2 separate regions of the Homo sapiens genome follow, and region 2 is linked to region 1. The links are chromatin loops, found by intact Hi-C in ENCODE. Cell type or tissue: endothelial cell of umbilical vein. All regions are shown on one strand. Region 1 has its middle 12 kb from the start of H2AC1. Region 2 overlaps CARMIL1 (capping protein regulator and myosin 1 linker 1).

Region 1 (2,500 bases):
AAAACAAAACAAAACAAAACAAAACAAAACAAAACAAAACACAATTCCCTTGGCTAGAATAAGAAAGAAAGGCCTTTTGGTCCCAGAGCAGTGGAATTGGGCCTAGCTTCATAACAGAAACCCAGGGAAACAGCAAGCTGTTGGAGGGGAGACTGCCATGTGTCACATCAGGGCTCCCTGTGACCCAAGCATAGCAAAGAAGAATCTGAGAACGAATACTCTCAAACAGCTCTTCTTCATCTGTCAAAATATAATGCCCATTTTTTCTAGACAGTGAAGCAAAATTTTACTCCCCTAGTTATTTGAGTGCAGATGGTAGCAAAATTGAGTTAGGGAATGTTGTGCACAGTTGGGAGAGGGACAGGGAAGGATAGTTTGTGTGGAACCCTTTCTTGGTGCACACTTTGTATTTTTTTTATAAATCTATGCCATTCTGACTCAGCACTGATTACTACATGCACAATGATAGCAATCCACAGGCAAGCATTCATATTGCTAATGATACTGCTTTGCAGAGTGATTATCTGAGAGCCATTCTCAGCTGCTGCATCAGGATTACAGCATTTTTGCAACCACAAATTAAGGCAGGGGTGAAAAAGCCAGCACTTGTTCAGTCAAAAAGAGCTGGCAAAGAGGGCAGCCTGCAATTAAATTAAACATGCTTGTCACCAGGGGGCTGGCAGGCCTGGTTCACATGCTCGAGAGTAGGGGATGACCTTTAACAGATGTAGATTCTCAATATATAAACCCTTGAGTCCAAAGCAGATAAATGAACAAAGTGTTGTAGCTGGCTGCATCACGTTTTTATCTCCATTTGAATAAGCATTTTCTGGGCTTATTGTTGAGATAGAACAAGTCATTGTTGAGATCTCTTAAAGGACCACACCAGCCAGCCCCATCTGCGATCTTATGCTTGGATATCCCAGGGATCAGTTTAACCAAAATCATTCATTTGTGCCAGTCCCTTCAACACTTTCTGAAAATTTTCTCTTTGGCTGTTTTGGATAAGAAAACTTCATTTTCAAATGTTTTGCCTAATATCTTTACCTTAACTGAGGTACACAAAAAGATCTTCCAGAGACAGAGGATCACTTGTAATAGCAAAAGATTCAAGTAACTGACTCAGGAGAGAAGTGTCTGCTAGCAGTAGGACTGGGCTATTTGATATATTTCATGAAACTTCTCTCTACTTCCCATCCTGCCTTTATCAGGAAGGCAAAGAAAAAACTTGATTTCACAAAAGCTTGACCCTTTAATTACTGGCACACTCAGGTTCACAGAAATCCTAAATGGCTTTGTATTGGCCACAACTATTATCTCCAGCAGATTTATAAAACACTGCGAGGCCATATCGCTAGTACTCAGCATATGCAAACGTTTTAACCAGATATGTTTCCTTATATGGGTTCTCTGTTCTAGCCTTAACTTGCCTAGAGCCTTCCTAACCCTTGGTGTGACCCTCTGTCTCCACTCTCTTTTCCACACATCAAAACATTATTCACCTTCAAGCACAGCTCAAAGCTCACTTCTTCCAGGAGGCAGTCCCTGATTAATCAGATGGAAGTGGTCACTTCCCCTCAGGAAATGAGACAGCTGCTCTATGAAGAAAAGAGCATTAGACTGAGAATCAGAAGGGCTGAACCCAAATCCCAGCTTTGCTAAGAACTCATTGAGGGACTATATTAGTTTCCTAGAGCTTCCATAAGAAAGTATCACATACTAGGTGGCTTTAAACAATAGAAATGTATCATTTTACAGTTCTGGAGGCTGGAAATCTGAAATTAAGGTGTTAGCAGAGCTGTTTCCTTCTGAAAGCTATGAGGGAGAATCTCTTTCATGTCTCTTTCCTAGCTTCTGTTGGTTTACTGGCAATCTTTGGTGTTCCTTGGCTAGTAGAAGTGCTACCCTGATGTCTGCCTTTATCTTCACATGGCATTCTCCCTGTTTGCATGTCTGGCTCTGTATCCAAATTTCCTCTTTTTATAAGGACACCATTCATATTGGATTAGGGGCCCACCCTATGCCAGTATGACTTCATCTTAACTAATTACATTTGCAATGATCCTATTTACAAATAGGTTGTATTCTGAGGTACTGAGGGTTAGACTTCAAGATCTGAATTTGGAGAGTATGCAATTCAACCTGTAACAGGGCCCATAGGAAAAAAAAAATCCCTCTCAGTTTCCTGACCTATAAAATAGAGGTAAAGTAGAAATAACTACTCACGGAATCCTTGGAAGGATTAGTGTAGGTAGTTACCTAGCTCTGTGGCTCAGTGGATGCATATGTTAGATTCCATATGTTATCATTTTTATTTTCTGCTGTCTTATTATGCTTTTTACACCTATATATGAGTGGAAGCAGAGAGGAGAGAAGACCCAAACATAATTGATGGTTCCTCCCTGGGGGAAGTGGGGACACCATAACAGCTTCCTTCAGTGAGGCACCAAGCTAGGCAAGGACACAAGCCGTAAGCAAAGAGCTTACAGTCTGTTGGAGG
Region 2 (2,500 bases), 110 kb before region 1:
GAGATGTTCCGGGGCCAGGTGAAATGCTCACATCTGGGGGAAAAGACAGTCGGCTGAATCCAGATGGAAGACTGAGGGTAATATTGAAGATAGGTGAACTAACAGAGGGAAATAAAAACACTGAAACTAGATTATATATAAAAATGGGAACTATTTTCTAACTTATTCCCTTTTCAAACCTAAAAATTATTCTCTTTTTAAACCTAAGAATGCCTTGCTATATTCCAGATTTAAAAGACAAAGACAAAAGAAAAAACACTCAAGGTATTCTATTAGAATTAACTGAATATTTGACCATTGATATATATCATCTGTTGCTACAGAGAATAACTTCATAGTTTAAAATTTGCTGAGTTCCCCCCAAATCTGACTTAAAACATTATTTATTCTTCAAATCTCCTTTTAAAGTATAAGGAGTCTTTTTCACTTTTCTTTTTACCCCTGTTTTCTCTTGTCACTCACTACATGAAGGATTGTATCTGTGTGATAAGATGAACATACCTATGTTTAAGTCAGGTTGTGGTTTCTGTGCATTATCTTGAGCTCCATTATTTTTACACAACTGGTTCTCCAAGAAAGGAAATCACATGTCTATTTTATTTGAAGTATCACAATAAAACAGTTCATCCCGGTGAGCCCTTGACTTTCAGAAAGTAAACAATTAACTACATGGCAGGTGTAGGGAGCTCTTTTATATGGCTTCTAAACAACCAATGTTTAAAAATTAAACTCCACTTCCCACCTGATCTTACAACTATTTACCAAAGTTCTCCCACCAACATCAACATTATTTAGCAATTCTTTAATTGCAGAACCCTCCTAATTCACTGAGCAACCCTTAGAGTTGGGAGAGACCACAGAACTATATCCTGCTCACTCAACAAAGGAGGCATGGTGTGGCCCTCACTGGTCAGAATTCTGGATAATACTACAACCATGTCATTAGTGAGTCAGATGCCCAAGGAAATGTTAAAATTTTAATCCATGTTGTGAATTTCTTTATAACAATGAATGTGCGGTTTTGATTAATATGCTGTTTATGTTTTTCATGATTAACAGTTTCTTTTTGGTGTAAAGATGACATTTACTAGAGTGTTTTATTCATGTACTTTGGATTTGATATATAAATCGACTTAAAGTGACAAAACCCTTATGGTTTTATATTTGTTTAGGGCTTACACAGTATTAATGATCTGTTAGCGCCATCTAGTGTCACTTTAAAACAACCATTGTTAAAAATTCTTGCTATTTAAAATTCAGACCAGTCATGGGTCTTCTGTCAAAATCATTAAATAATGAAGTTTTTCAAAAATTAGCTTTAGAACATTTTTTTTCTAAAGTACCATGACTGTATTCTTTCTAAAGGTAGCAACAATAGCATCAATGATCAATATACTGTTGATAAAATATATGATGTCTTCACCCTCCTATAAGTAATTCTCTTTGCGTTGCTGGCATTTGAGATATATACATATAAATATGTTTAAAGAAAAAGAACTGTAAGTATGAAGATATGACACTTTTCATTTATTGACAAAAGAGAGAAATAAGCAGTGAATACTTAGAGTTCATATATTTTCCTCTGGGGCCTCCAAGTCATCTGTCCACACACAAAGGCAATGGGCATTGTATTATTTTATCCTTATTCCCCACAGTCACTTTGGGATTTATAAATAACTTTAAAAATCTGGGAGGGAAAAGAGAACAACTCCCAGGATTGCTTTAGAGATGCAGGCAAATGGGGTGCCCCGGGTACAGAATTTAAGGAGGTCCTCACTTTCAGGTGCCTGCCATGCACTTGGAGGAACCTGAAAGGGAAGGATGTGAAAGGGGACTTCATGGATGGTCCCCAGCCCTGTCCTGCAGACACTTGTCCTGGGCACAGAGGGCTGGCATGGGACTTCCTTTTTAGGGGATCACTTTTCCATAGTGATGCCGAATAGTGTGCTTGTGTTAGCTGCAGTGCTTGTATACACATTTCCTCCTGGAGATCTGTTCAGCACCTTGCATTCATGACAGTGGAGCTTTTGTCATCTTCCTGAGAAATTCCTCAGCCTTCCTGCCACTTGGGTGCTTCCTTCTGATAGAGCCAGCACTCCTGGGGAGTGTGTGACTGGGGTAGATTGATGAATTCAGGGAATGAGGCTTATCTCACCTGCATTTCAAATAATACTTCCTGTATCATCAAACACAGTTTAAAGTTAGGAATTGGCTGCAGAGCTTTTTAGGTTTGTCAGAAGCATGGGATGAGCAGGAACCAGCAGTCTGAAGGTCAGACTGCCTTGGGAATCATCATGCCTGCTGGTCTACTGGTCCACAGTGTTTTTGCTTGTTAGACAGGCAGTAGATGTAGACCATCTTTGTCAATATAATTCTTAGATGTTATGAAGTAAACACCAGACTTTGCTTTGTATATCTTTTTTTTGTATCTAAATGCCTCAGTCTAGTGTAGACTTTCTAAACTTTCTACTCCTACCCCAAGACAGTGGCATTTTACTTT

The links. A loop is a pair of places that touch in the nucleus more often than their neighbours do. Peaks named below come from ENCODE experiments on the same cell type or tissue, not always from the same donor. Only the 100,000 strongest peaks of a DNase experiment are listed, where the experiment ranks them.
Region 2: a loop joins it to region 1, with 3 times the contacts of the local background. A loop is called at or near these places in 5 of 110 quality-filtered maps.

What each region holds. Positions count from the first base shown.
Region 1 is chr6:25,713,442-25,715,941 of GRCh38, forward strand. No RefSeq gene overlaps it. Among named protein-coding and RNA genes, the nearest start is that of H2AC1, 12 kb to the right of the region's middle. In endothelial cell of umbilical vein, no CTCF peak of the experiment used is centred here; a DNase peak (open chromatin) is centred at 1,560; H3K27ac peaks cover 1,541 bases.
Region 2 is chr6:25,601,371-25,603,870 of GRCh38, forward strand. All of the region lies in intron 33 of CARMIL1 (capping protein regulator and myosin 1 linker 1), which reads left to right. Among named protein-coding and RNA genes, the nearest start is that of SCGN, 50 kb to the right of the region's middle. In endothelial cell of umbilical vein, a CTCF peak has its summit at 1,203 (motif pointing left); a DNase peak (open chromatin) is centred at 1,181.